Regions from separate parts of the Homo sapiens genome. Here all the other regions are linked to region 2. A link is an interaction called in ENCODE POLR2A ChIA-PET data of the cell type or tissue named here. Cell type or tissue: OCI-LY7. All regions are shown on one strand. Each heading gives the region's core, and the rest is flanking DNA. Links, peaks and the distances in the headings are about the cores only. Region 1 overlaps MAVS (mitochondrial antiviral signaling protein). Region 2 overlaps SLC23A2 (solute carrier family 23 member 2). Region 3 holds the start of LOC124904864 (a long non-coding RNA gene).

Evidence for each region. ChIA-PET counts read pairs that join two places held together with the same protein. Peaks named below come from ENCODE experiments on the same cell type or tissue, not always from the same donor. Only the 100,000 strongest peaks of a DNase experiment are listed, where the experiment ranks them.
Region 1: POLR2A ChIA-PET joins it to region 2 with 7 read pairs; 2 of 35 experiments call an interaction of 5 or more read pairs at or near these places.
Region 3: POLR2A ChIA-PET joins it to region 2 with 6 read pairs; 1 of 35 experiments calls an interaction of 5 or more read pairs at or near these places.

What each region holds. Positions count from the first base shown.
Region 1 is chr20:3,868,994-3,879,443 of GRCh38, forward strand. It overlaps MAVS (mitochondrial antiviral signaling protein), which reads left to right. Exons shown (of 7, transcript NM_020746.5): 7 at 1-7,125. Among named protein-coding and RNA genes, the nearest start is that of PANK2-AS1, 15 kb to the right of the region's middle. In OCI-LY7, for the core only: no CTCF peak of the experiment used is centred there; no DNase peak of the experiment used is centred there.
Region 2 is chr20:4,936,729-4,947,178 of GRCh38, forward strand. The region is part of intron 2 of SLC23A2 (solute carrier family 23 member 2); the gene reads right to left. Among named protein-coding and RNA genes, the nearest start is that of SLC23A2, 60 kb to the right of the region's middle. In OCI-LY7, for the core only: no CTCF peak of the experiment used is centred there; a DNase peak (open chromatin) is centred at 5,743; H3K4me3 peaks cover 374 bases; H3K27ac peaks cover 906 bases.
Region 3 is chr20:5,656,768-5,667,217 of GRCh38, forward strand. It overlaps LOC124904864 (a long non-coding RNA gene), which reads right to left and starts at 801. Exons shown (of 2, transcript XR_007067511.1): 1 at 578-801. RefSeq lists enhancers at 1-277, 278-778. In OCI-LY7, for the core only: CTCF peaks have their summits at 2,195 and 2,943 (motif pointing left); DNase peaks (open chromatin) are centred at 2,304, 2,854 and 8,814; H3K4me3 peaks cover 913 bases; H3K27ac peaks cover 5,495 bases.

The DNA.
Region 1 (10,450 bases), core at 832-8,831, 1.1 Mb before region 2:
CCATCCTCCCATCTTTTTCTTTTTTCTTTTTTTTAGAGAATCACCCAGCCTGGAGCGAAGTGGTGCAATCATAACTCACTGTATCCTTAAACTCCCGGGCTTAAGCGATCCTCCTGCCTCAGCCTTCTGAGTAACTAGGACTTCAGGTACCTGTCACCATGCCTGGCTAATTAAATTTTTTTTTCTTTTTTTTTTTTGAGATGGAGTCTTGCTCTGTCACCCAGGCTGGAGTGCAGTGGCGCGATCTCAGCTCACTGCGACCTCCACCTCCTGGGTTCAGGCCATTCTCCCGCCTCAGCCTCCAGAGTAGCTGGGACTACAGGCGCCTGCCACCACGCCTGGCTAATTTTTTTGCACTTTTAGTAGAGACGGGGTTTCACTGTGTTAGCCAGGATGGTCTCGATCTCCTGACCTTGTGATCCGCCCGCCTCGGCCTCCCAAAGTGCTGGGATTACAGGCGTGAGCCACCGCGCCCAGCCAAATTAAATTTTTTATAGAGATGAGGTCATGCTGTTATGTTGCCCAGGTTGGCCTCATGAGATCTTGCCTTAGCCTCCCAAAGTGCTGGGATTACAGATGTGAGACACTGCACCCAAACCCCACCACTTTTTTTTTTCCTTTTTCTTTTTTTGAGACAGTCTTACTCCGTTGCCCAGGCTGGAGTGTAGTGGCATGATCTCAGCTCACTGCAACCTCCGCCTCCCGGGTTCAAGCAATTCTCCTGCCTCAGCCTCCCGAGTAGCTGGGATTACAGAGGCCTGCCACCACACCCGACTAATTTTCGTATTTTTAGTAGAGACGGGGTTTCTCCATGTTGGCCAGGCTGTTCTTGAACTCCTGACCTCAAGTGCTCCACCTGCGTTGGCTTCCCAAAGTGCTGGGATACAGGAGTGAGCCACTGCGCCTGGCTGATCCCAGCACTTTTCAAATGATGCCGCTCAAAGCCGTGACTTGGCCTACTTTGAACAGCAAACTTGTTGCTGCTGTTGTCAACCTGAAGGCCTCTCAAATGCCAGCTTCAAGCAGGGTGTGAATTGGCCAGTGTCAGATCTCAGGAGTCCTGTGTTGAGAGTGTGGCTTTCAGCTGCGGGGAGCTGCACTTGGTGGGGAAAGCCAGGCAGGTCACCCTCACAGCCAGATAATGTGGAGGTCAGAACCCAAGGAAGGGAGTGAGACCTCCACTCCCAGTGGGGGACCTGGCCACCCATCCTTGGGGACCTGAGAAAGCGTACTTCACCTTGGGGTGAAGGCTGGGTGGGGCCAGAGGGACCAGTGCCCTCCTCAGTGCTTAGGGGCAGAGCCACCTGCAGCAATGGTATCTGCATATTAGCCCCTCTCCACCTTCTTTCTCCCGCTGAATCATTTCCCTCAAAGCCCAAGAGCTGTCACTGCTTCTTTCTCCCTGGGAAGAATGCGTGGACTCTGCCTGGTGATAGACTGAAGCCAGAACAGTGCCACACCCTCGCCTTAATTCCTTGCTAGGTGTTCTCAGATTTATGAGACTTCTTAGTCAAATATGAGGGAGGTTGGATGTGGTGGCTTGTGCCTGTAATCCCAGCATTTTGGGAAGCCGAGGTGGGAGGATCCCTTGAAGCCAGGAGTTTGAGACAAGCCTGGGCAACAAAGCAAGACCCTATCTCTAAAAAAAAAAAAAAAAAAAAAAAAAAAAAAAAAAAAAAAAAATCTAGGAGATGCTCTTTACCCTGCCTGGCCTCAAACTATTAATAGCTTCCTTTGAGCAACATTATTTATTATGAACTTTCAAACACAAAAAAGTAGAGAGAGTAGAATAACAAATCCCCATGAGCCCATCACCCAACTTCAGTAATTATCAATTCATGGCCATCTTGTTCACCCCTGCCTGCTTCCCTGCTTCCCCTCATTCTGCAGAGGTTCTTTTCTTTTGAGACAGAGTGTTGCTCTGTTGCCCAGGCTGGAGTGCAGTGGTGCAACTTCGGCTCACTGCAACCTCCGCCTCCCAGGTTCAAGTGATTCTCCTGCTTCAGCCTCTCAAGTAGCTGGGATTACAGATGCCCGCCACCACACCTGGCTAATTTTCGTATTTTTGTTAGAGATGGGGTTTCACCATGTTGGCCAGGCTGGTCTCGAACTCCTGACCTCAAGTGATCCGCCCGCCTTGGCCTCCCAAAATGCTGGGATTACAGGTGTGAACCACGGTGCCTGGCCACTGTACAGGTTATTTATAGAAGTTGGAGAGTGAAGGGTTGAGAAAGCCAAGGGGCAGATGCGGGTCTGGAGGATTTTGTGCCTAAGGCCCTCTCTTTGCTCCCAGACAGCATGAAGTAACAATGAGGCATCCACCTCTTGGTTTTGTGGCCTCTGTGGATGACGTCTCTCACCTTGAACCAGTTCAGAGTTGGAGTAGCGCAGGATCCTGTCTTCAGAGGAGGGGCCGAAGCGGGTTCCTCTGTTGTCAAGCTCTTTGGAGGTGCCTGGCTGCTACTACTGTCCCAGAGAGGTGATGATGAATGATGGGTGTGTCCAGTGGCAGTTTGCCCCACTGAGGCAGGGGCTTCCACTAGGCCCTGACAGAGCCCTTCCAGCAGGCAGAAATCCCTGTGCTAGGCAAGATTCAAACTCCGTAGCATGTCTCCTGCTCCCATCTCTTAGGAATGGAGTCCTTCAGGCCTTGAGTCCCACATTTTCCATGATGCTCCATTAAGCAGCTGATAGCACCCCCACCTCCAGGGAAAGTGAGTTCAGAGTCCTTGGTCTAATGCATCTGTGTTGAAATTGAGGCCTTCCCCTGTGTTCACCTTTCTGCTCTTTTTCTTTTAGCCCAAGGCTATGAAGGCCTCATTCGGTGCTGGGCATGGTCACTCCTAGCATTCCTCACTCTGTTGCTAACAGCAACAGCAATAATAATAAGGGTTACAACTTACTCCATACCTTACTGTCTGCCAGGCATTAAGCTAAGTGCTTTACATATATTAAGTCATTTAATCCTCATAATGACCCTATGAAAGAGATACCATCTCAACCCAATTGACAGCTGGTTTGCAAGATTAGGAGGGATGAAGGACCCAGGGGACAATGCGAGGGAAAACTCTGACCCCGGGGCCCCAGGCTGGATGTTCTTTATGCCTGTGAACCACAGCTTATCACATGTCTGGAGTTAGGGACCCCACTTAAAGTGAGATTTTGGCTGGAGGTGGTGGATCATACCTATAATCCCAGCACTTTGGGAGACCAAGGCAGAAGGACTGCTTGAGGCCAGGAGTTCAAAACCAGTGTAGGTAACAGCTAGACCCTATCTCTACAAAAAATTTAAAAATTAGCTGGGTGTGGTGGTATGTGCCTCAAGTTCCAGCTACTCAGGAGGCTGAGGTGGGAGGATCACTTGAGCACAGGAGTTTGAAGTTACAGTGAGCTATGATGGCACCACTGCACTTCAGCCTAGGCAACAGAGGGAGACCCTGTCTTTAAAGTACATAGAGGTTTTTCACACCAACACATCTCTGCCCAGTGTGCCAACATCTGCCACCTGCTATAATAGTACTATAACACTCAATATGTAATTAATGTAGTCTCAGGGATGTTATGACAATATGATTACAACTATCACGTGTGTGCCCAGCCAGGCTCAATGCCCCAGGCTGGGCGAGGTGGGGCAGGGGACACAGCCTAAAATGCCAGGCCTCAGGAAGCCATTTGGTTTAGCAGACATTGTTTATTAAAGGAGTTACCTATGCCAGATCGAAGGCCTAAGATGATTAAGACACTATGAGTGCCTTCAAGTGGTTGGGGACGTTCATGATTGTGGTACAGACAAATAGGCTTTCACATCATTCTTTTATGTAATCATACAACAGATATTTGCACCTACATGTGCAGAGCACTGTGATAGGCCTCAGTGACACAGAATAATACGGCAAAGACCCCACCCGATGAGCCCCCTCCCACCACCCACCAGTACAGTAGGGGGTGGTTTAATGGAGTGTTCCTGGAATATGAAGTGGGGGCAGGCATTAGGGGTGGCAAAGGGACAAGTGTTTATCTGATCAGTTATGTACTGTTTATAATAAGTAAATCAGCAGAGGGGGAATAATACTTAGAACCTATAGAGAGTAAATCTGACAAGATGAAATGCTGATGAAAATATGGAGGAAATGAAACTCTCATGGGTTTTGCAGGGAATCTAAGTCAGTGCTGTGTTGTGAATGTAGGTGTACCCTTTGAATTCATATGTTGAATCCTAACCCCCAAAGCAATGGCATTAAGAGGTGGGGCCTTTGGGGCTGGGTATGGTGGCTCATGACTGTAATCCCAGCACTTTGGGATGCTGGCAGGGGGCAGATCACTTGAAGCCAGGAGTCTGAGATCAGCCTGGCCAACATGGTGAAACCCCATCTGTACTAAAAATACAAAAATTAGCCAGGTGTGATGGCGTACATCTGTAATTTCAGCCACTCGGGAGGCTGAGACAGGAGAATAGCTTGAACCCAGTAGGTGGAGATTTCAGTGAGCCGAGATCGTGCCACTGCACTCCAGCCTGGGTGACAGAGCGAGACTCCATCTCAAAAAAATAATAAAGATGTGGGGCCTGTGGGAGGTGGTTAGGTCATGAGGGTGGAGATCATGAATGGGGTTAGCACCTTATAAAACAGGCTTGAGGGAGCCCTTCTGTCCCTTCTACCATGTGTGGATGCAGTGAGAAGGCACCGTATCTCTGAAGCAGAGAGCCCGCCCTGGACACTGGATCTGCTGGCACCTTGATCTTGGACTTCCCAGCCTCTAGAACTGTGAGAAATAATTTTTTGTTGTTTACAAATTACCCAGGCTAAGGTGTTTCATTGTAACCTGAATGGACCAAGCTGGTGTGACCCTGTTGGAAAACTGGCAGTATCTACCAAAAGCCGAACATACGTATAAACTGATCCAGCAGTTCCACTCCTGGGTATGTACACCACAGAAAGCTATGTCCACCGAGACATTGGCAAGAATGTTTCTAACCACACGCTGACTGTAGCCCCAAACCTGAAACAACCCAAATGTCCATCCACCAACCCAAATGTCCATCCACAGTTGAAGCTACAGTGAAGTCACAGGGTCGAATACTACTGCACAGCAACGAATATGAATGAAAATATCGCTATGCACAGCAACATGGATAAATTTCACAGACATGAGGTCAAGCAAAAGAGGTCAGAGTCCTCATCATCAAGAGAGAATTCATTGTATGATTCTCTTCCTACAAAAAGTACAGAAATAAGCAAAACTGATCCATGGTGTTAGAAGCCAGGGGAACAGTTAACAGGGGAGGGATACTGGGGAGGGGCATCCTGGAGTGCTGGTCTACCTCATCTGGGTGTTGATTTCACGAGTATTGTCAGTTTGTTTCCAGACTCCCTGTTGGAGATGTGGAAATAAAAACCACCTAAACAAGAGCAGAGAGGCCATTTGGTCAAAGTTTGCAAAGGAGTCAGCCATGATTGCTTGTATTTGGCAGGGGTCAAAGGCAGGCAGGGACTGTGAAATGTTATAGTGGAAAAAAAGGGAAGGCTCTGGGTGTGCTGTGATTGGAGATTGTTGGCATGGGGACAGAGCGGACTAACTGGAGGGGCATCTTTGGTTGGTTGGGGGGGTATATTTGGCTTTCTCTGGTTGGTCTGGAGTTGGAAGAGGGGGTGTGGTGGCTGGGGATTGGGAAGAAGCTGGCAGCCACTAAGTTCAGACTGTTCTGGGTCCGATTGCTGCTGAGGCTGTGGTTTGGCTTCCTTGGCTTCCCAGGCTGGTCATGGGTTTCTGGCCAGAGTCTATTGTCATATGTGGCCTGGCCATTGTCCAGTTGTATGTTCAGTCTCTTGGAAGGAAGGGTATTGACTCTGAGAGGGGCCACCATCGCTGGAATGGGGGACACACAGTACTTCCTCCAGCTGCCTACACCCCCCTAGGGTCAGTGGCGCCTGCCTGTGAGGGTGAGCCCAATGGCTAGAGGGCTCTGCTCCAAGTCATTGCTTACTACACCCACAAACATTCTTCGTTCTTTAAGGCCTAACTTAAAGCCCAGATCCTACAGGAAACCTTGATTAGACCCCTCTCTTTATTAAGCTTCCTAAGATCAAACCCTGCTTTTGTGTAAATGCTGACCTCCTTGCCTACATTTTAAAAACCTAGAGCTGGGCATGATGGCCCCAGCCTGTAATCCCAGTGATTCAGGAGACTGAGGTGGGAGGATTGCTAGAAGCCAGGAGTTCGAGACCAGCCTGGGTAACATAGCTAGACCACATCTCTTAAAATAAAATAGTTAATTTAGCCAGGCATGATGATATATGCCTGTAGTCCCAACTACTTGGAAGGCTGAGGTGTGAGGATCTTTGAGCCCGGGAGGTCGAGGCTACAGTAAGCTATGATCTCACCACTGTACTCCAGCCTGGGTGACAGAGCGAGACCCAGACTCAAAAAATAAAAATAAAAACCCTGAATATCTTCCTTCTACTTCTTCAGTGCTGTTTTTATTTAAAAAAAAAAAAAACCAGCCAAAACCACAACTTTTTACTGAAGTGTAATGTAAATGCTGTAAAAGGCAGTGAAAGGCACAAGGGAGGTGGAGGGGTAGGAAGGGTGGAAGTGGCGGGAGGAAGTGGCAGGGCAGGCAAAATGAAGGGAAGCCCTGGGTTCTTGTCCTGCATCCGCAGCCAGCTCCCACTTTCCTCACCCTCCAGGACCTGTAAACTGTGAGGCTGGACCAGTTATGTCAAATCTGTCCTCCCCCAGAGCTCAGTCCCTCTGCCCTTGGGTGTCCTTGGCACAAGGCAGGCTAGGCTGCACCAGCTTCCTCCATCTCCGTCCTGCCTCCCCCATCCCCAGGTGCCATTCCCACACCATCTGAATCACTGATTTCCTCGCAATCAGACGCTATCTTCCAGTTAATCACTTCGCTTGTATTTAACATAAGAAAGAAAAACCCTTTCATTATCACATACAGCTGGAAATCGGCTTCTTGCAGGAGGCGTATCCAAAGGAATTGGAGAAGAGATAAACTGGTAATTGGTGAAAGAATTACTTTAATTTTTTTTCCTACTTGCTGTCATGATGATGTCCTTAGAATTGTGAGCCCGTGGACACTTCTGTACAATAAATCTGCTATTATTACTTCTAGAACTACAGTTATAATGGTCTACAATGGCCAGATGCCTGCTTGTAATGAGAAGCTACTGCAGTGAAGATCAACAGAGTCAGGGGGCTTGTCTGTGACCTCTCCTCCTTTTCCCTCCTGCCTTCTCCCTGGGGATGGGTGGGTTTCTACTTAAAGACAAGCTCCCAGCTCTCAGACAGAGAATGTATGAGAGCAAAACAGAAGTCACAGTCCTTTGGTACTTAATCTTGAAAGTGACATCCCAGCAGTTTTTTTTTTTTTTTTTTTTTTTTAAGACAAGGGCATGCTCTATCGCCCAGGTTGGAGTAGAGTGGAGTAGAATGTCTCACTGCAGCCTCAAACTCCTGGGCTCAAGCAATCCTCCCACCTCAGCCTCCTGAGTTGCTGGGACCAGAGGCACACGCTACCATGCCTGGCTAACTTTCATGATTTTTAGTAGAGATGCGGTCTCACTGTGTTGCCTATGTTAGTCTCAGACTGCTGGGCTCAAGTGATCCTCCTGGCTCAGCCTCCCAAAGTGCTAGGATTACAGGCAGGAGCCTCTGCATCCACTCCCATCACTTCTGTAAATTGCAGTCAAGGGGCAATTTACCCAGAAGTAGGAACCACTGGAAGCACCATTATAGCAGCTGCCTCTTCAGGAGGGGAATTTGATTCTGTCCTACAAAATGACATATGCATGTGTTTTTTGACCCAGCAATTCCATTTCTAGTAGTCTAAGCCAAAGATAACATTGGCAAAAATAAAGATATATGTCCAAGGCTAGTCATTATAGCCCACTGTGTAAATAGCAAAAGACTGGAAATAACTCAGACAATGTCCATCTACAGAACATTGGCAATAAACCAAGGTATATCTACATTGGAGTGCTATGCAGCTGTGAATAGAAATGAGTATCTCTATACTGCTATGGAGTGAACTCCATGATGTTTTGCTAAGAGGAAAAAAAAAGTGGAAAACTGTATATATAATATAGAATCTTTGGGCTGGGTGGTGGCTCATGCCTGTAATCCCAGCACTTTGGGAGGCCGGGGCAGGTGGATTATGTCAGGAGATCGACACCATCCTGGCCAACATGGGGAAACCCCGTCTCTACTAAAAATACAAAAAAATTAGCTGGCCATGGTGGTACGCGCCTGTAGTCCCAGCTACTCGGGAGGCTGAGGCAGGAGAATCGCTTGAACCTGGGAGGCAGAGGTTGCAGTGAGTCACGATCACAGCACTTCCAAAAAAAAAAAAAAAAAGACCTGACTCCAGTGGACTGAAACTCATCAAATAGGCTTTTAAAATCCATGAGTTGGCCAGGCGCGGTGGCTCACGCCTGTAATCCCAGTGCTTTGGGAGGCCAAGGCAGGTGGATCACGAGGTCAGGAGTTTGAGACCAGCCTGGCCAACATAGTGAAACCCCGTCTCTACTAAAAAAAAAAATACAGTCCGGGTGCGGTGGCTCATGCCTGTAATCCCAGCACTTTAGGAGGCTGAGGTGGGCGGATCACCAGGTCAGGAGATTGAGACCATCCTGGCTAACACGGTGAAACCCCGACTCTACTAAAAAAAAAAAAAAAAAAAAAAAAAAAATTAGCCAGGCATAGTGGCAGGTAGCCTGTAGTCCCAGCTACTCGGGAGGCTGAGGCAGGAGAATGGCGTGAACCTGGGAGGCGGAGCTTGCAGTGAGCCGACATAGCGTCACTGCACTCCAGCCTGGGCGACAGAGACTCTGCCTCAAAAAAACAAAACAAAACAAAACAAAAATAAGCTAGACGTGGTGGCACGCGCCTGTAGTCCCAGCTACTCAGGGGGCTGAGGAAGGAGAATCGCTTGAACCCGGGAGGTGGAGGTTGTGGCGAGCCGAGATCACGCCAGTGCACACCAGCCCCGGCAACAGTGTGAGACTCCGTCTCAAAAAAAAAAAAAAAAAAAAAAAAAACACCAGGCATGGTGGCGCACGCCTGTAATCCCAGCACTTTGAGAAGCCAAAGTGGGTGGATTCTATGAGCTCAGGAGTTCGAGACCACCCTGGGCAACATGGTGAAACCTCCTCTCTGCTAAAATAGAAAAAATTAGCTGGGCGTGGTGGCACTTGCCTGTAGTCCCAGTTACTCAGGAGGCTGAGGCAGGAGAATCGCTTGAACCCAGAAGGCGGAGGTTGCAGTGAGCCGAGATCGCACCACTGCACTCCAGCCTGGGCAACAGAGTGAGACCGTCTCAAAAAAAAAAAAAAAAAGCCACCAGTTCATGATAATACTAAAAAGAATTCATTGTTGACCTCTAGAGGATGCCCCAGGAAACCAACTCATTCTGAAAACTGGTCAGTAAAGGGAAAGAATTGATCCTGCCTTTTCTATTTGAGTAGTTCCAGCTCCTCTGGAGGCTGAGGTTGAGGTACTTCAGGATAACAAAGAGTTGATGAGGGAAGATTCTTTATAGAAATATTCCAGTTAGGCTGGGTGCGGTGGCTCACACCTATAATCCCAGCACTTTGGGAGGCCAGGCAGGTGGATCACTTGAGGTCAGGATTTCGAGACTAGACTGGCCAACATGTTGAAACCCCATCTCTACTAAAAATACAAAAGAAAAGTAGCTGGGTGTCGTGGTGCACAGCCGTAATCCCAGCTACTCGGGAAGCCGGGGCAGGAGAATCGCTTGAACCTGGGAGGAGGAAGTTGCGGTGAGCTGAGGTCGTGTCACTGCACTCCAGCCTGGGTGACAGAGTGAGACTCTGTCACACACACACACACACACACACACACACACACACACACAAATTCCAGTTAACCAAGCATAGAAGAAACTACCTGATTAGAAAATTACGGTAGGGGCTGTAGCCCCTAACGTAAGTAGTTAATGTTATGAATTTCTCTTCTCTTGATGAGATGAATAAAAAGTAAATAGTGAGACATGGTGGCTCACACCTGTAATGTTTTCACTTATAAGTGGGAACCACTTTGGGAGGCCAAGGTGGGAGGATCGCTTGAGGCCAGGAGTTTGAGACCAGCCTGGGCAACATAGTGAGACCCTTGTCTCTAAAAAAAAAAAAAAAAAAAAAATTAGCTGGGCGTGGTGGTGCACACCTGTACCTCCAGGTACTTGGGAGGCTGAAGTGGGAGAATTGCTTGAACCCAGGGGTTTGAGGCTGCAGTAAGCTGTGACTGCACCACTGCACTCTTGCTTGGGTGACAGGGTGAGACCCCGTCTCAAAAACAAAACAAAAATAGAAAAATAATGTTTAAAAAGGTAAATAGCACCTGTGAAGAATTCTTTTAAAGAAATCAAACCTGGGCCAGGTGCGGTGGCTCATGCCTGTAATCCCAGCACTTTGGGAGGCTGAGG
Region 2 (10,450 bases), core at 1,098-9,097:
CCGACAAGAATACCTTCCAGCAAGTAACTGTGCTCCATTTCTCCACCACGCATTTAATTTAACCTCATAAGCTACAGTGGGGGAACCACTAATGCACTTCACCCACCTCTTCCAGAGTAGTGCCTGGAGTATCCTGAAGCCTTAGACCTGAAAGAGCACAGGAGAGGATGAGACTCATACAGCGCAGAGCAGTGATGTTCTGAGAAAGGCGTCAGGGAAGAGGACTGCAGGGCTCAGGAAGAGGGGAGCACCTTTCATCAGGGACAGTACATGGAGGAAGAACGAAGAAGGGGTGAGCAAAGAAATGTGTCCTTGGACACGCCATAAAAAGCCCAAAAGGACAGAGCATTCCACACCCCGGTGCACAAGGATGATGCAGACACTCTCAAGGTCAGAAAGTATGCGACAACCCGAGATCAGAGGGTTTATCCACACAGGATGAGCGTGGTGTGTATAAATGCCAAGGTCCAGCGGCAAAATGCAACAGATAAAAGGGGAGAGGTGAGGGAAGAGTGGAGTTTAACTTCTGTATTAAAACAAGAAGCAAAATCTCCCCGGGAATTTGACACTGGGGAAAGTGTGTGTGCCAACCCGTGGTCCCTCATTGCCCCTTTTCCTACCCTTTGCAAAAGAGAGAAAGAGAATGAGCAAATCCACTCGCTGTCTTGGCCTTAATACATGACAGTGGGGAAGGAGGAGCAGAGGGATAGAAGATCATGATGGCGACAATGGCAGTAATAACTGCAATTTTCCAGTTGCTAAGTGTCGGTGTGTGCCAGGCACTTCTCTGACCTCTTATTAAATAAATGACAGTTATTTCTGGCCAGTAAGCATAATATTACTTGGTTTGCACACAAACTCTACAAAAGTAGAAACTGAGCTTCAGAGAAGTCAAATAACTTGCCAAAGTATACACAGCTATAGGCAGTAGAACAGGATTCAAACTTGAATCAGTAATCTGAACCTGCCATTACACTGTTTATACAAGACATAAAACTGCCCTTTAAATGCTCAGCTTACAGCTGTTTTCCCTGGACAAACACAGCCCAGGCCAGCTGGCCTATACACACTGCCTCTGTGAGACTTGCTGGTGATTTTGCCCTCCTTGTGATTTTTGAGGGGGCACTGAGGGGCAGGAATCACCTTCAAGCTCCTTTTCCAGGGCTGATACCCACCCTCCTTGGACTAGGAACTCTCTAACATATGCACTTCTATTCACCTGCATGGCTGCTCCCTAGCACACATCACCATGGTCTCTCATCAACATCACAACAGCCACTTAACTCGTGTTCTCATTCCATCTTTTTTTTTTTTTTTTTTGAGATAGGATCTCACTCTGTTGCCCAAGCTGGAGTGCAGTGGCGCGATCACAGTTCACTGCAGCCTTGACTTCCCAGGCTCAGGTGATCCTCCCACCTCAGCCTCCTGAGTAGCTAGGACTACAGGCATGTGCCACACCTGGCTAGTTTTTGTAGAGATGAGGTTTCACAATGTTGCCCAGGGTGGTCTTGAGCTCCTGAGCTCAAGCAATCTCCTGCCTCAGCCTCCCAAAGTGCAGGGATTACAGGCATGAGCCACTGCACCTGTAATCCAGACTCATTCCATCTTTTTTTTTTTTTTTTTTTTTGAGACAGAGTTTCACTCTTGTTCCCCAGGCTGGAGTGCAATGGTGCGATCTCGGCTCACCACAACCTCCACCTCCCAGGTTCAAGCAATTCTCCTGCCTCAGCGTCTCGAGTAGCTGGGATTACAGGCATGCGCCACCATGCCCAGCTAATTTCGTATTTTTAGTAGATGTTGGCCAGTCAGGCTGGTCTCGAACTCCCGACCTCAGGTGATCCGCCCACCTTGGCCTCCCAATGCTGGGATTACAGGCGTGAGCCACCATGCCGGGCCCCTCATTCCATCTTGATGGCTCTAAACACTTGTCCAAATGGTAAGTAGCATGATGCTTCAACAGAAAATTACCATGCTCTTTGATGGCTTCCTAATTTAGAGTGACACCCAAATTCCTTCACAAGAGGTGACTATGGGGCCTATCCAGGCCCCCTTTCCCAGTCCCTCATGGCCCCTACTGTGGTTACTCACAGGCCTCTCCTATCTCTCAGGACCCTGCTCATGCCATCCCTCCAAAATAAGCCCCCTTCATCTCACCCCTTCTCACTGGGGTGACTCCCATCAATACTTCCTCTGATCACCACCTCATCATGATGTCAGAGGACCATGTGGAGGGCTGAGTGTGATGGCTCACATCTGTAATCCCAACACTTTGGGAGACCCAGGCAGAAGGACTGCTTGAGGCCAGGACTTTGAGAACAACCTGGGCAAGATAGCAAGACCCCATCTGTACAAAAAAAAATTAAGGTAAAATTTTAAAAGATGATTGTAACAAAGCAAGATCATGTCTATCTGTCTGCCTAGCCAGAGAGCTGTGGGAAACAGAAAGAAACAGTATCACAGCCTCACCATCTTACCTCCACCCCTGGTGCTGAACTTGGCACATATATTAAAGGTTCTCCAACGTTTGTGGACTGATAAATGATTTTTTTAAGGCATGTGGTATAATGTAAGAGTGGTTTTGTTTAATAATCTTACTACATCAAACCTATCTGTGACACAACAGATGTCAGGAACAAGTCGGGGGTGTCAACGTCACCACCATCAATGTACACCGACCAAGAAAGATGAGGGAAGTATTAGAAAAGTCCAAATTATAACTACATCAAAAGATATGAAAAATCTCAGAGAACCTACAATTACATAGCGAGTTACAAAACACATGAGCAAGCCTCTTTCGATGTGATTGAATCAAACATTTCCCAAATGCCAGCGACAAGCATCTGTATCAGCAGCTAGCTAGCCACCATCTGGCCTGTTTCTGTTAAGGTCCCTGCTAAAAATGGTTTTTACATGTTTAAAGGATTGTGAACAACAGCAAAGAAGAACATGTGACTGAGATCACCTGGCCCCTAAAGCCAAAGACATTTATAGAAAGGTTTGCCCATGCCTGACAATAATAGGATAAAGGAATCCTGCTCACCATGGCAAGAATAACGTTAAATACTTAAGGATAAATTAAATAAAAATATGTGTGACCTTTATGAAGAAAACGATAAAATATTACTGAGGGACATAAAAAGGATTTGAAAAACCAAAGAAACAGAGGATACTCTTCGATAGGAAAGGTACTGTAAGAATATTCATTTTCCAATTAACATAATCTACACAGATTTAATAAAAATCCATTAATACCCCCCCAACAGGTCAGAGGAGCTTGCTAAAAAATCCTCTAGAAGAATAAGCAAGGGCCAGGCATGGTGGCTCATGCCTCTAATCCCAACAGTTTTGGGAGGTGGAAGCAGGTGGATCACCTGAGCTCTGGAGTTTGAGACCAGCCTGGGTAACATGGCAAAACCCTATCTCTACCAAAAATACAAAAAATTAGCTGGGTGTGGTGGCATGCACCTGTGGTCTCAGCAACTCGGGAGGCTGAGATGGATCACTTGAGCCTGGGAGGTAGAGTTTGCAGTGAGCCAAGATCATGCCGCTTCACTACAGCCTGGGTGGCAGAGTGAGACCCCATCTCAAAATAACAACAATAATAATAAGCAAGGATAGCCACAAATATTTGAGAAATAGGAGGAGTGTGGTCAGTGAGATAAGAACCCTAATGTAAAGTTGTAATAAACAGAAGTTCAACAAGTATGAAAACAAAGTAACTATTAGTCATTAAAAAAAAAACCCAAAAACTGATGTACATATGATATGGCAGCACTTCAAATCATAAAACCAACTATACATGCCAAGACAATTGGTTACCACCAAGTAACAAAATCCAGAAAAAGTAAGACCTAACGTCTACATTTTAACATTGTTAAGAAAGCACAGAAATATTTATTGACATGGAAAGATGTTTACCCTGTTATATATGTGTTATTTTTTAACTTGCCTTTTTACATAACACAGGGTGAACATCTTTCCATAAAGTGAAACAAGCCAGTCACAGAAGGACAAATACTGCATGATTCCACTTACGTGAGGCGTCTAAAATAGTCAAATGCAGAAGCAGAGTAGGATGGTGGATTCCAGGGACTTGGGGGGGCGGTCAATGGAGAACTGACTTCAACAGGTTAAAGGTTTTAGGTTGCCAGGTACGGTGGCTCACGCCTGTAATCCCAGCACTTCGGGAGGCCAAGGCAGGAGGACTGCCTGAGGTCGGGAGTTCAAGACCAGCCTGGCCAACATGGTGAAAACCCGTCTCTACCAAAAATACAAAAGTTAGCTCAGCGTGGTGGTGCACGCCTATAAGCCCAACTACTTAGGAGGCTGAGGCACAAGAATCACTTGAACCCAGGAGGCGGAGGTTGCAGTAAGCCGAGATTGCACCACTACACTCCAGCCTGGGCGACAGAGCAAGACTCTGTCTCAAAAAAAAAAAAAGTTTCAGTTACACAACATGAGCAAATTCTAGAGATCTGCTGGACCACACTGTGCCTATAATTAACAATACGTCGGTCAGGCATGGTGGCTCATGCACGCCTATAATCTTAGTACTCTGGGAGGCTAAGAGTGGGACGATTGCTTGAGGCCAAGAGTTCAAGATCAGCCTGGGCAACATAGTAAGATTCCATCTCTACAAAAAATGAAATTTTTTTAAATTAGCCAGAAAACAAAACAATACCATATTGTACACTCAAAAAGTTGTCGGCTGGGCCTGTAATCCTAGCACTTTGGGAGGCCAAGGTGGGCAGATTACCTGAGGTCAGGAGTTCGAAACCAGCCTGGCCAACATGGTGAAACCCATCTCTACTAAAAATATAAAAAATAGCCAGGCGTGGTGGAGCATGCCTGTAATCCCAGCCACTTGGTAGGCTGAGATAGGAGACACACTTGAACCCAGGAGGCAGAGGTTGCAGTAAGCCAAGATCCCACCACGGCACTCCAGTCTGGGTGACAGGGTGAGACTCTGTCTCGAGGAAAAAAAAAAAAAAGTTGTTAATAAGGTAGATCTCGTGTTAAATGTTCTTATCATAATAAAAATAAAAAAATAAAAAGAATGGTAGAAGATACTAGTTTTGAGTGAAAAAAGTTATTTCATAAGTGAAAAGAATTAAAAGCAATATATATAATGAAAAAGATAGTATGTACAGCATTAACCCACTGTGTATGTGTAAAGTATGTGGCCATGTATACACACACCAAAATGTTAACCAAAATGTTGAGTGATAGAAACACAAATGACTTATTTTCCTGTTTTTACTCCTCTATATTTTCTAAACTAACTTAACTACAAAAGATGGGCCCAATTTCACCCCTAAGAGCCTCATGGTGTCCACATTAGCACCAGTTCTTCCTTACTCCTCAGACTCAAGTCCAGGGGAAAGGCTGGTTCCCCTTACAGCATCTACCCCCTTTACAATGTAATGCAAGCAAATCAATTCAGTCCTTTCTGCTGTGAGCTCAGGATACAGCAGTGCGGAATAATGTCCTCATGTTTAAAGTTCTAAAATAACTTTGGGTTTCAGAAGAGAGTGGAGAAAAGCCAAGGTGCTACAAATTATACTTGGTATCTAGATTTCTTAAAGCTCCCTGCAGCCAAAGTTAAAAATCACTACCTTAAAGGAAGCAGGAAATCGCTACAGTCTCAAAAAAAAAAAAAAAAAAAAAGTCGCCTGGAAATAAATGTAAACCTGACAGATAAAAAAAATCAGCCATCTGGAAAATTCTGTTATGAGGAAGTAGAAAAGTAAAATAAAATATTTAGACGTGTAACAAATCTTCCAATTCCCTAAGGACTGAATCACTAGCTCTCCACCCACCAACAATCACGCACAAATGCAGAAGCTTTTAATCAGTACTTGTTTCATCAGCTATTCAGCCTGTAATGATTTCTTTTGAACTTCATTTTATCCGACCATCTCTCCCTGTCCAGGAAACAGAGTCACCCCTCTCACTGTGGCTTAGCAGGGCCACCTGAAGGAGAAATGTGATGGCACTGTCCAGAAGTTTTCAGAGCTGAGCTATTCGTGGAGTTAAATACCAAAACCTTCTGTGTTTCTCGAAAGAACCACCAAATCCTAAGAAAAACCTGTCCTTTCATGATCAGCACCTAGCAGAGTGAGCAGGTAACACAGAAACCCTCCAATGGCTGAATGAATTAATCACTAATAGTCTGCCCAAAGAGTAGAATCCCCCTATGTAAAATTCATCTTTAAGGCTGGGCACAGTGACTCCCAACGCTTTGGGAGGCCTAGTTGGGAAGATTGCTTGAGGCCAAGAGTTCGAGATCAGCCTGAGCAACATAGCGAGACTCTGACTCTACAAAAAATAAAACATAAAATTCATCTTTATATTCCCAGCTCCTAGTACAGAATAGACAGATGCTCTTTACAAGGAAGTACACAGGGCGGGGGGTGGGGCGGTGTGGAGAAGATAGATGTTCCATAAATGCTAATGAAATTTACATTTACTCCAAGTAGACGGCACTGAATAAATACTATATCAGAAATATAAATCCATGGCAAATCCATCATTTGCTCTAGACAAAAACCCACACTTCTCCAAAAGGATACGAGAGAGAGGAAGAGCCAGAATAAGAATCAGTGGCTCATGTGCTTAAGACTCACATGGGAAGCTTATTTAAAATATACACTTCTGGGCCAGGCACGGTGGATCACACCTGCAATCCCAGCACTTTGGGAGGCTGAGGCAGGCGGATCGCTTGAGCCCAGGAGTTCAAGACCAGCCTGGGCAACGTGACGAAACCCCATTTCTACCAAAAAAAAAAAACAGAAAAATTAGCCAGGCATGGTGGTATCCGCCTGTAGTCCCAGTTATTTAGGAGACTGAGGTGGGAGGATGGCTTGAGTCCAGAAGGTAAAGGTTGCAGTGAGCTGAGACTGCACGACTACACTCCAGCCCAGGCAACAGAGTCAGACTCTGTCTCAAAAAAAAAAAAAAAAAGACAGATTTCTTTCACACAAATACATGTAAGACAAAAATTTGACACTGTTTTATTTATAACAGCCCCAAACTAGAAACATCCAAAGAGCCATCAAGAGGTGGACGGGTAAGCAAATCATGGTGGGTCCATCAAAAGGCATGCTAGTTAGCAACAAACCAGAGAGCGTCTGCTGACGTGCCCGACAGCACAAGGGAGCTGCACAGACATTTCGTTAAAGCAGCCAGACACGAGACATGCAGTCTGATTCTCAAAAGACAAACCATTCTACGGGAAGCGGAGAGTGGTTACCTAGGGCAAGAATGGAGGAAAGGGCTCCCCAGGGAAAGGATGGAACCTTTGGAATGATAGAAATCTACTGTTTTGACTGTGATTCTGGTGGCTCCATTTGGATGTATATCCACTTGCTCTATGTAAACACTATCGCAATAAAATTGACTTTAGAAGACTAAAAGAATTAAAAAACCCTGTAATCCCACCAATTTTAAAAATGTCCCCTCCTCATATTCTAATCCTATAGACCTACCTTGGGGGCTTGGGAACCTGTATTTTTGTTTGTTTGTTTGTTGAGATGGAGTCTTGCTCCGTCGCCCAGGCTGGAGTGCAGTGGTGCAGTCTCAGCTCACTGCAACCTCCACCTCCCGGGTTCAAACAACTCTCTGCCTCAGCCTCCCAAGCAGCTGGGATTACAGGTGTGCCCCACCACACCCGGCTAATTTTTGTATTTTTAGTAGAGACAGGGTTTCACCATCTTGGCCAGGCTGGTCTTGAACTCCTGACCTCGTGATCCACCTGCCTTGGCCTCCCAAAGTGCTGGGATTACAGGCATGAGCCACCGCACCCGGCCAGGAACCTGTATTTTTAACAAATGCACAAATATTCTCATGCTAGAGGTCCTCAGATCACCCACACCTTGGGATAGGCAATCTTGGCTGGGAAAAAGCTATTGTCTGCACTTCTTTAAACCAATCCAGACAGGGGAAGAATATGACTAAGAAGGAGTGCCCTCTGGGATAAGGACACTCAAAACCTCAGCCTGCCAAGTGCTACTTTGGTTCTCACTAAGACACAAGAGCTTTCAGGGCCGGCTAGGTTCAATGATGAAGCACATTTCAAAAGCCAATCCATGGCTCTTTGCTTAAATCCCATTAAGGGGATTATAATCAAACTGTGGCTGCTCCATTAAGTTCTGTTAAATGCTAACATTTGACCTAAATGCTTTTAATTCAAGTCAGAAAAGACTGTTGGAACATATGCCCTCAACTTGTAGGTGTGGTGAGGGCTAGTTTTGAATGAAACGCTCTGAATTCTCAAAAAAAAAAAAAAAAAATCTTCAACTTGTATATGATCAACTTCCTTTGAATGAAATGACTTAACTGGTTACCTAATACACAGAGTCCGACTTCAGGGAGTTTGCAATTCTGATGCTGATCCTAGCTATAATTATTCCATTTAAAGCTCCAAGCAGCAACGAATGAACTTGTAAGCAGTGGTGATTATTTGATCTTGTGATGACAAGTATGCTCACAGCATGTGACTGAATTTAAAAAAAAAATAACAATCATCCTGCAGTCTTCTCCAAAACACTGCAGGAACTCTTGATCTTGTTTGTTTGTTTGTTTGTTTGTTTGTCTTTTTTGAGACACAGTCTGGCTCTGGCACCCAGGTTGGAGTACAGTCAAGCAATCGCAGCTCACTGCAACCTCCCACCTCAGCCTCCTGAGTAGCTGTGACCACAGGCATGCGCCACTATGCCCAGCAAATGTTTGTATTTTTTGTAGAGACAGGGTCTACTTGTTGCCCAGGCTGGTCTCGAACTCCTGAGCTCAAGCAATCCTCCCGCCTCAGCCTCTCAAAGTGCTGGGATCACAGGCATGAGCCACCATGCCTAGCCAGCGCTCATTTTTCAAACCGCAAGTCAGTACCTACTAGTAGGTCATGAAATTAAATTAGTGGATCTTGACCAGAATTTTTAAAACAATGGCATTTGACAGAACAAAAAACTTCAGAGCATATCTCAAAAGACAGGGGTAACCGAGAGTGTCAAGGTAAAATGCTTCATGCTGTGGGTCAGGGGAAAAGAGTCTGCAAGTCACTGATGGAAAAACTCTGCACACTGACATGAAAGGCATGTTCCAAGTGCCCGACTTAAATCAGATTATTTACTGACCTTAAACTAACATGCCCATAGAAATATTGTGCCAAAGTGAGAAAGCGGTATAAGATGATGGCACTGATGACAAAATATCATCATATTCCCCTGCCACAATGATGGAGGGGGTACCCAGAATTGCAGCACCAGGGTGGCCTTATAATTAATTACAATAATCTACCAGAGCCCTAAACCAAACTACCCCCAATGACTGCAATGGAAGGAATCTCCTTTGCACCCTAATGTGCCATCTCAGCCTTCTGTCACTGTCTCAGTTTGTGGACTTAATTCTTTTAAGAGTTGGAAATGTTTTAAAGGAAGCCAGATAAAACCTGGATTTCTGAGAGGGAACATAGGTACCACTGCCAAGTTCCATCTCAGAAACCAGTTTCCATCTGTAGCGAGCCCCAGGAGTAATGATCCCTTAGAGGCCACTCCCAGGGCCCCAAGAGGGGTCCTGACAGTAGCAACCCTGCTCTGACTGTAGAAAAAAAGGGTCCCTGGGCAAACACTGTACTAGTTAGAAATAATCTAAAAATGGGTTCTCAGGTCCTCACCAGTGGGCCAGAGAGGATGCGATGCCACTGGATAAACGTGGGAAATTTTCCTGAAACATCCATGGGGTGAGTTGGGTGGGGAGGATCATTCCTAACTGACAGCAAATAGTTTATGGCACATAAAGTAAAATGCACAACTGACAGAATGAAACAAGATGTTGAAGAATGGGCTCTGCCTACAGAAGATCCCTTCAGTCCAGCCCAAAGACTTAGTCCCAGAAGCTCTGGTACAGACAAGCTCTAGTCCCAAATGCAACACTAAATCCTAAAAAAGCTCCTGAGTCCAGCCTGAGACACGTCATTTTGCTGCCATCGAATTATGCATGAGCCATGAAAGGTGATGGTCATGGTATCTAGGTGACAAGACGATAACTCATTTGCCTGCTTGTTCAGAAGAGCGATGGAGTCTGAGAAAGTAAAATGTCAGAGTGGTGTATGCTTTGTTTGTTTGGGGGTTTAAGATACAAAGTCATCCGCAGTCTTTCTTTTTCTAACCTAATGCTATAGCAAACAGATGCTACAGCGCCTACTGTACCTGGTATCTTTCAGCAGAAGTTTTCTTTCCAAAACTTTATTTAAATAAAATTATAACAAGACCATCTTAAGCCTCGTCATCCTGGCCATTTCTCCTCAGTGCCAGGTGCTGCCCACACTGCCCACGCTGACCTCCAGAGTTCCCAGGTCTGGGCTCAAGAGACCTCCTCCTCCAGGGAGCACTCCTGGGTCAGCTGTCCGTCTTCTGTGTTTCCATGGTTCCCAGCTTCCTGTCCGCTCCCCACC
Region 3 (10,450 bases), core at 1,328-9,327, 720 kb after region 2:
GCGTGAGCCACCGCGCCCTACCGGAAAGCTACTTTTTTGAAAGGCTTCAGCCGGCTTCTCATTGTCTCACTGCCCTGATTCAGAAATAACTGTGGCCCAGGGAAGGAGGAGAGGCTGGCTTTTCCTAATGCCTTAAACCTGAGGCTGAGTATGGAATAAATCACTCCAAAATTGCACTCCATAAATAGGGGAGGAACTTCCTTTGGGAAGTTCAGAGTTGTTGCAGATTTGTATCCCAGGAGCTGATTCTGAGAAGAGCATTCATGTGCAGGTTTATTAGGGGGTGTCCTTAAGACCTGCACCTGTGGAAGGGAAGGCCAGATAGCAAGAGAGGGCACAGGGAGAAGCTGGGCTGCGAGGCAGAGTAAGGGCTGCAGCCAGCCAGGTGACCCTTCAGACGTGCCTGCATTGGAGCAAGGTGGGCGGGAGTGAGGGGGCCAGGCCTTTCTCCCATCCCCTCCACAAACCAGGTATGGTCTGTGGGATGCCCAGGAAGGAAGCAAAGCCTGGAGTGGGGTGGGTGGCCCCTTTTTTAGAAGAGGGTAGTTCCTGGAGAGGCAATCAGCCATCAGCTTACAACACTTCCAGCAGCTGAGAGAAGAAATCCTTCCAGCCCGAGGAGGAATCTGGGCAGCACATCCCAGGAATCTGGAAGCAGTCATGGAAAAGGAAACAAGTCACTGAGAGGCCAATCCTGGATCTCAACTCAGTCCTTTCAGAGGCCACTGCTACAGCCCCCACCTCATCGCTTCCTGTTCAATGTATGCTGATTTCTACACACTGACCGCTGTAGGCATTTCTGGAAAGAATCCCAGATCAGAGTTTTTAAGTATCAGCTGCCTATCCACGTGTGTCTTGTGAGCAACTAAGAGGGCTGAAGGCAAGGAGGAAACCGGTGGTGATACACCTCATTGGGTGGTTAAAGAGACAAGATGTCTGGCCAGACTCTCACCAGAGAACTGTCCAGTCTGAACAAATGAGGAACGTGAAGAACTTGGAAAGGTTACAAGGAAGTCACCGCGATGATGAATGTTTTCCTGAACCAGCACGGACAGGAAAGAGCAAAGGCTGCAAATCAGGGCTGACCTTGGTGATCTCCGTCTTTTACATTGGGATGCAGAATTCAGCATGCAACCACATGCAATTTACAAGCACAGGCTCCTTCTGGGAAATGTGCCAAATTAGTTCATTCCTGACAAAATAATTAAAATCCTACAAATATTAGGCTCATGCATTTAGCCATTTTATTTCAGCTGTTTTGTGTGTTCATAGATAGTGAAATTAAAAACACTTGTGGCCTGGCATGGTGGGTCACACCTGTAAACCCAGCACTTTGGGAGGCTGAGGCAGGAGGTCTGCTTGAGCTCAGGAGTTTGAGACCAGCCTAGGCAACATAGTGAGATCTTGTCTCTGCAAATATTATTTAAGCTCACAACTATAATCCTAGCCCTTTGGGAAGCCAAGGCAGGTGGATCACTTGAGGCCAGGAGTTCGAGACCAGCCCAGCCAATGTGGTGAAATCCCATCTCTACTAAAGATACAAAAAAATTACAGGTGCACACCTGTAGTCCCAGCTACTCGGGAGGCTGAGGCACAAGAATCATTTGAACCTGGGAGGTGGAGGTTGCAGTGAGCAGAGATGTGCCACTGCACTCCAGCCTGGGCAACAAAGCAAGATTCTGTCTCAAAAAAAAATTATTAAAAAAATTATCCAGGGGTGGTGGCGCACACCTGTGGTCCCAGTTACTTGGGAGGCTGAGGTGGGAGGATCACTTAAGCCCAGGAGGTGGAGGCTGCAGTGAGCTATGTTCATGCTACTGCACTCCAGCCTGGGAGACAAAGCAAGACCCTGTCTCAAAAATGTAAAATTAAATATTTTAAAACAGGACAACATTACAAAATACAAATAAAAACACGTGTATTGGGGTCAAGCACAGGGACTCATGCCTGTAATCTCAACACTTTGGGCATATAAAGTGGGAGCATCACTTGAGCAGAGGAGTTTTGGGCCGGCCTGGGCACTGTAGTGAGATCCTGTCTCTACACAAAATAAACATTAAAAATTAGGAGGCTGGGGCGGGAGGATTGTTTGGACCCGGGAGTTCAAGACCAGCCTAGGCTACATAGAGAAACTCCATCTGTATTGTTAAAGAAAAAAAAATTAAAAATTAAAAAAAAAAAACATGTATTGGAAGAAAATACTCTGGCAGCTTCAAAACACCTGACAAGAGGGGGAAACCCTGATACAGCTTCAGAACTTCAGCCCATGGAAGCTGCATTCAACAAACTACTGAATCATGTCTGGTTCCCATGGCAACAGCCCTGAAGCGGCTTCACTGAACAAGACTGAATGTGATCAACTGCCAACATGGAAATATCAACCCTTCCTCTTTGTTTTTCAGCATTTCTCTCACTGACATTCTGTGTTGCAAAGCAGGCCTTGGAACGCTGCCCGTATCTCCCTCCTAGATTCACCAAATTTCAGCGGTGAAGCCCCCCTCCACTGCATTTTTAGTGTAGAACCTTGCCAGGGTTGGGGGTGGGGGAGGTGGGGGCCACTGCATACATTCTAAAGGACAAGGAAAATAATTTCAGATAGTTCCTTACCCACCCATGTCCCTCACTAAGAGCCCTGGTTTTTCTCTCAGGCAGTAACGCTTCTTTCTGTTGGACTCAAATCAGCATATTTATGTTCCATAGCAAGACAGATTTCCTAAGTAAGAGAGAAGCTATTTTTAGAGGATCTTGAAAGGGGGGAAGATCTCAGAAACGACCTAAACTTAGATCCAGCTTTTGGTACAGTGTGCCTCACAGGGACATAGACTGCACGTGCACAAACATTTCTTGCAGCCTGTTATAAACTTCCTGAGATGCCCTCAAAGCCTGCGCTGGGGTGGGGCCCAGAGCTTCCCCCTGGAGGTGCCATAGATCCTTGCCCTTCTTTCCCTTTAAGAACAGCACACTGTCAGTTCTCCAGCTCTTGAAGAGCCCTACAATGAGGTCAGACCATATCAGTGGTACATCTGGGCTGTCTGTCAGTGCATTTGGGTGAGTTCGCTTCGAGGGAAAGAATGTCAGCCGTAGTGAGTTTGTGGTTAGAGAGTCACTTGTAGATATGAGTGTGGACCCCACGCTGGAGTGCAGTGGCACCATCTCAGCTCACTGATGGAATATTTGATGATTTCTATCACCAAATGAAGCCAGGGGATGGGTGTGTGGGAGGTTATGATACTATTCTCACTACCATGGTGGATAGTGAGCATAAAAATTACACGTGGCCAGGTGCGGTGGCTCACACCTGTAATCCCAGCACTTTGGGAGGCCGAGGCAGGCGGATCACCTGAGGTTGGGAGTTTAAGACCAGCCTGACCAACATGGAGAAACCCCGTCTCTACTAAAAATATAAAATTAGCCCGGCATGGTGGCGCATGCCTGTTATCCCAGCTACTTGGGAGGCTGAGGCAGGAGAATCGCTTGAACCTGGGAGGCGGAGCTTGCAGTGAGCTGAGATGGTGCCACTGCACTCCAGCATGGGTGGCAGAGTGAGACTCTGTCTGAAAAAAAAAAGAAAAAAAAAAAAAAGAAAGTACACATAACCAGCCCTGGTGGAAGGTTATAAGGTTATGTGTTCCTGGAGGAAGCATTCTTTCAATTGAGACCTCAAGGATAAGATCAGCTAGCAGGCCCAAACTGAGGGTGGAGGGATGAAGTGTGAGGTATTGGTTGGATAAGTGTTCCAGGCAGAGAAAACAATGTAGGCACATGCCTGAAGGTGAAAGCAAGCTCCTTGGGACTGGAAGAAGCTCAGTAGGATTGCATTAGAGCCTGGCAATAGATGAGGCAGAGCACTGGAATGGACGGTCAGGAGACAGTGGTAAAAAGTCTGGGCATTTCTCTGAAGAGCAATGGGAAGCCAATGAACAAGGCATTTACTTGACTGTATTCATGCTTTAGGAAAATTACAATTAAGCTTTATTGTCCCAAGATAGTCCTAACTTTAGGAAGTCTTCCTTGGGCAGGGAGTGGCGGCTCACGCCTATAATCCTAGCACTTTGGGAGGTGGAGATGGGTGGATCACTTGAGGCCAGGAGTTCAAGACCAGCCTGGCCAATATGGTGAAACCCCATCTCTAAAATACAAAAATTAGCCCGGCGTGGTGGTGCGTGCCTGTAATCCAGCAACTCAGGAAGCTGACACATGAGAATTGCTTAAGTCCAGAGGCAGAGGTTGCAGTGAGCCGAGATTGTGCCACTGCACTCTAGCCTGGGCAACAGAGCAAGACTCCATCTCAAAAAAAAAAAAAAAAGTCTTCTTTGAAGATTTCTCAAAGAACTACCATTCGACCCGGCAATCCCCCTACTGCATACATACCCAAAGGGAAAGACATCATTATATACTAAAGATATTTGCACTCATGTTTATTGCAGCACTATTTATTCACAATAGCAAAGATGCAGAATCAACCTAAGTGTCTATCAATGGATGATTGAATAAAGAAAATGTAGTGTATACATACACGCACACACACACCATGAAATACGACTCAGCCATAAAAAAGAATAAAATCATATTATCTGCAGCAAAATGGATGGAATGGAAGGCTACTATCCTAAGGGAGATAACTCAGAAACAGAAAGTCAAATACTGCCTGTTCTTACTTATAAGTGGGAACTAAACAATGAGTACACATGGACATTCAGAATGAAATAGTAGACATTGGAGACTCTGAAAGGCGGGAGAGTGGGAGGGGAATGAGGTTTGAAAAATTACTTATTGTAGGCTGAGTGCAGTGGCTCACACCTGTAATTCCAGCACTTTGAGAGGCCAGGGTGGGAGGATTACTTGAGCCCAGGAGTTTTCAGACCAGCCTGGGCAACACAATGAGACCTCATCTCTACAAAAATAAAAGTAAAAATTAGCTGGGTGTGGTGGCACATGCCTGTATTCCTAGCGACTTGAGAGGCTAAGGCAGGAGAATTACTTGAGCCCAGGAGTTCCAGGTTGCAGTGAGCTATGATTGCACCACTGCACTTCAGCCTGGGAGACAGAGCGAGACTCTGTCTCTCTTTTTTTTTTTTTTTTTTTGAGATGGAGTCTCGCTCTGTCACCCAGGCTGGAGTGCAGTGGCATGATCTCAGCTCACTGCAAGCTCCGCCTCCTGGGTTCAAGCCATTCTCCTGCCTCAGCCTCTCAAGTAGCTGGGACTACAGGCGCCTGCCACCACGCCTGGCTAATTTTTTTAGTAGAGATGGGGTTTTACTGTGTTAGTCAGGATGGTCTCGATCTCCTGACCTCGGGATCTGCCTGCCTCGGCCTCCCAAAGTGCTGGGATTACAGGAGTGAGCAACCGTGCCCAGCCCTGTCTCTTAAAAAAAAAAAAAAATTACTGGCCAGGCGTGGAGGCTCACACCTGTAATGTAAAAAAAAAAAAATCTAGTGGGTACAATGTTCACTATTTGGGTGATGGGTACACTAAAAGCTCAGGTTTACCACAACGCAGTATGTGCATATAAGAAATCTGCACTTGTGCCTCCTAAATCCATACAAATAAAAAAAAATGGCCGTGTACAGTGGCTCATGCCTGTAATCCCAGCACTTTGGGAGGCTGAGTGTGGATCACAAGGTCAGGAGTTCGAGACCAGCCTGGCCAACATGGTGAAACCCCGTCTCTACTAAAAATACAAAAATTAGCTGGGCGTGGTGGCAGGCACATGTAATCCCAGATACTCGGGAGGCTGAGGCAGGAGAATTGCTTGAACCTAGGAGGCAGAGGTTGCAGTGAGCTGAAGTCACGCCACTGCACTCCAGCCTGGGGGACAGAGTGAGACTCTGTCTAAAAAAAAAAAAAAAAAAAATTAGCCTGGCATGGTCACGTGTGCGTGTGGTCCCAGCCACTCAGGAGGCTAAGGTGGGAGAATGGCTTGAGCCCAGGAGTTTGAGGCTACAGTGAGCTATGATCATGCCACTGGACTCCAGTCTGGGTGACAGAATGAGATTCTGCCTCTAAAGTAAGTAAATAAATAAATACATAATCAAGCCTCCTTTGAATATTCCAGCCCTCCTTGCTCTGAGCTGCAGATTCCACCCTCTCTTACTGTAGGTTGCTATTGTTTCATGCTAAGGTTAAGTGAGGCCAAAAGGGTGGAGGCGTAGGACTGGTAGCCTTATAGAAAGAGGAAAAGAGAGAGATTGCTGTCTCTCCACATGCGTGCACTGAGGAAAGGCCATGTGGGCACACAGCTAGAAGGCAGCCATCTGCCAGCCAGGAAGAGAGCCCTCACCACACCCTGACCTTGCTGTTATCCTGATCTTAGGTTTTCAGCCTCCAGAACTGTGAGAAAATACATTTCTGTTGCTTCAGCCACCCAGTCTGTGATATTTTACTATGACAGCCAAAGCAGACTAAGACACTCCTCTAAGTCCCTCTCTATCCAGATAATCGTCGGCTGGGACAAACTTTAGACACTTCAAAAGCTTGTAATCCATTGACCTTGACTGATCATTAAAAATCTTCAACATTATAGCCCCATTATAGTCAGTCACATTTCATATTTATATATGCAGGTGATTTTCTCCACTATCATGAGGCCAAGCTATGGTGTAAGGAGATGGTTCTCCTGCAGCAGTAAATATGTCTAATAGTTGGATATTAATGTAACCATTAATCTCCCTAGTTCACCCTGAAAAGACACACCTTGTGTTTTTTTCCTATCTGAAAACTTCCAGTCATTACATCCACATGCAATTGCTGACTCCCAAGGTTGAATGAGCGGCTCATGGTCTTTAGGGCATGTGTTTATAAGAAGATAGTCTGTGTTTACATTGCCACAATACAATGTTACCTTCTACTGGCTGCCTTTCATAGGCAAGGCAACTGTTCAAAACAAATTGCTTGGCATCCTGTAATCCCAGCTACTCCAGAGGCTGAGGCACGAGAATCACTTGCACCTGGGAGGTGGAGGTTGTAGTGAGCCGCGATTGTGCCACTGCGCTCCAGCCTGAGCAACAAGACTGAAGCTCTGTCTCAAAAAAACAAAAACAAAAACAAATTGCTTGGCAAATGATGGTTTTTGCAATTTTGGACATGATGCTTAAGTTGACTTTCAATTTCCAACATGACAGACTACTGAAGTATGTTTCTTTGCAAAGTCTCTAAGATCTACTAAGTGAGGCTTTTAAGAAAGCAGCCTAGGCTGGGCACGGTGGCTCACACCTATAATCCCAGTACTTTGGGAGGCCAGGGCAGGAGGATCGCTTGAGGCCAGGAGTTTGAGACCAGCCTGGGCAACATAATGAGACCTCGTCTCTCTCTCTCTCTCTCTCTCTCTCTCTCTTTTGTAAGTTAATAATTTTTTAAATAAAAAATATAATAAAAATGAAGGAGGAGGAGAATTGCTTGAACCCGGGAGGCAGAGGTTGCAGTAAGCCGAGATCATGCCGCTGCACTCCAGCCTGGGCAAAAAGAACAAAATTCATCTCAAGAATAAAAAATAAAAAAATAAAGCAGGCTGGGTATAGTGGCTCACACCTGTAATCCCAGGATTTTGGGAGGCTGAGGTGGGAGGATTACTTGAGTCCAGGAAGTTGAGGCCGCAGTGAGCTATGATTATGCTGTCTAATCATGATTACTCTAGCCTGGGTGACAGAGCAAGATCCTGTCTCAAAAACAAACCCCGAAAAACCAAAAACAAAGCAGAGTAAGAAGCATCAGCCTTTCTGGTAAGATCTGAGGGGATATAAGAACCCTCTCATTGTCAATGATTTCTCTCACTATTTCAGTACCTAAACAACCTTTACTTGTCCTTTCTTTTGGATATTACATCTTATATATAATAGCCCTTTATTAATATGATTTTATGCTCATATATATGAATCTGTATGAATTTTTTCTGTGAGAATCAAACTTAAGAACTGTCACTTTTTTCTTTGTTTTTTTTTTTTTTTGGAGACAAAGTCTCGCTCTATCACCCAAGCTGGAGTGCAGTGGTGGGATCTCAGCTAACTACAACCTCCGCCTACCAGGTTCAAGCAATTCTTCTGCCTCAGCCTCCCGGGTAGCTGGGATTTCAGGTGCCCGCCACCACACCTGGCTGATTTTTTAAAATATATTTTTAGTAGAGATGTGGTTTCACCATGTGGACCAGGCTGGTCTTGAACTCTTGACCTCGGGTAATTTGCCTGCCTCGGCCTCCCAAAGTGCTGGGATTACAAGCTTGAGCCACCGTGCCCGGGCCCTTTTCTTTTTGTTTTGAGATGGGGTCTTGCTCTGTTACCCAGGCTGGAGTGCGGTGGTGTGATGTGACCACGGCTCACTACAGCCTCAATTTCCCAGGTTCAAGTGATTCTCCCACCTCAGCCTCCTGAGTAGCTGAGATTACAGGTGTGCACCACCACACTGGACTAACTTTTTCATTTTTTTGTAGAGACAAGGTCTCACTATGTTGCCTAGGCTGGTCTTGAACTGCTGGGCTCAAGCAATCCTCCTGCCTCTGCCTCTCAAAGAGCTGAGATTATAGGTGTGAGCCGCCATGCCCGCCCGTCACTTTTCTGTATATTCCTAAATAAAATTAAATCTGGTTCAGCCTCTATTGACTTTAGTGGTAGATAAATTCAACCCCATTTTTCTGGTGAAGAGGTTCCTCTGCAATTCTTTAGGATTATGCCAGCACCCAGGGCTTACTCAGTCCAGATGTCTTGCCTTCTGATCCACTGGAAGATGTAGAGTTTTACTACCCAGCTCCAGTGTCTTCTCCCCTCAAGTTTAGGTGGAGCCTGTTTGTCAAGGCCTCTGTGTAATACCTAGGGCCCCAAACCATTTGCATACATGCAGCCATCCCATTCAGAGGCTCTATCTCTACAGAGCTGTAAACCCTTCCTACCAGTGTGCAGGGCAGCTAACACCCTCCATCCTCACTCCACCCCTTATCCTTGTGCAGTGTAGCTCTGCCCTTCCACAAAGAGCTTGACTGTCACCACGTCCTCTTATAATCCCACGCAGTCCCACCTTCTCTCATAATCCCAAAGAAGATATGTCAGGGCCAGGACATCTATGGATATGGTGTGAGTGATATTCCAGTGGAGTAACTCCCTTCCCTACTGTGGTCTTTCTTCTTATACGGCAAGAATGAGGGCCGGGTGTAGTGACTCACGCCTGTAATCCCAGCACTTTGGGAGGCCAAGGTGGGCAGATCACAAGGTCAAGACGATCAAGACCAGCCTGGCCAACATGGTGAAACCCCATCTCTACTAAAAATACAAAAATTAGCTGGGTGTGGTGGTGGCCACCTGTAGTCCCAGCTACTCAGGAGGCTGAGGCGGGAGAATCGCTTGAACCCGGGAGGCGGAGGTTGCAGTGAGCCGAGATCACGCCACTGCACTCCAGCCTGGCGACAGAGCGAGTCTCCATTCCCCCCACCCCCTCCCCATAAAAAGCAAGAATGAGAAAGTGCCCTTGTCAACGAAGGATCGCATGGACTGGTACCAAGTGGTTCGGATCTGGGAAGTCAGCTGTAAAATGGAGTTGTCTAGGAATATCAAGAGCCTTACGGCTGGGGCAGTTGGGGACCTTCTAGTCCCTGGGCTGTTGCATTTCCCCACTGGCCAAGTATCCCAGGCCAATAGGCACTGGAGCTTGGGTGCTGTCCTTTCACTGGAATGGGCCTACTGTGTGTCCAGCAGCTGTCTTGGCTATGGCAGATTGGTCCTTGATTTGATGAGAGGCTGAAGACCACATGTGACTTTGTCTTGCTATCCTGGTCTTGTAGAACTCACCTTTTCACAATGAAGACTTTTTCTCAACCGATGTTGTACAATGTGAAATGTGTCCACCCTCTTGCAGGACAAATGGCAGACCTGAAGAGACCCATCTGGCACCACAGCCAATTTTCTTCTTTTTTTTGAGACGGAGTCTTGCTCTGTCGCCCAGGCTGGAGTGCAGTGGCGCGATCTCGGCTCACTGCAAGCTCCACCTCCCGGGTTCACGCCATTCTCCTGCCTCAGCGTCCCGAGTAGTTGGGACTACAGGTGCCCGCCACCACGCCCGGCTAATTTTTTTTGTATTTTTAGTAGAGACAGGGTTTCACCCTATTAGCCGGGATGGTCTTGATCTCCTGACCTTGTGATCCGCCCTTCTCGGCCTCCCAAAGTGCTGGGATTACAGACTTGAGCCACCGCGCCCGGCCACCACAACCAATTTTCAACATGCTGCTGGGTGTGAGATAATCAGAAAAGCATGGAGCATAGGTAGACATTTAATGGTCTTTTGAGTCCAACCTCTACATTTTACTGATAATTAATTTGGAGAATCCATTGTCCTTCCAAGATTGATTACCCATTTCTCATTTTGAGGAACGTTTAACAGCAAGAAGATTGGATCAGGTTTCTGAGTGAGCCCCAAGAACTTTGTCTCTGAGAGCTTTCAAGGTTTGAGTGACTCCTTTGCATTTTGAGT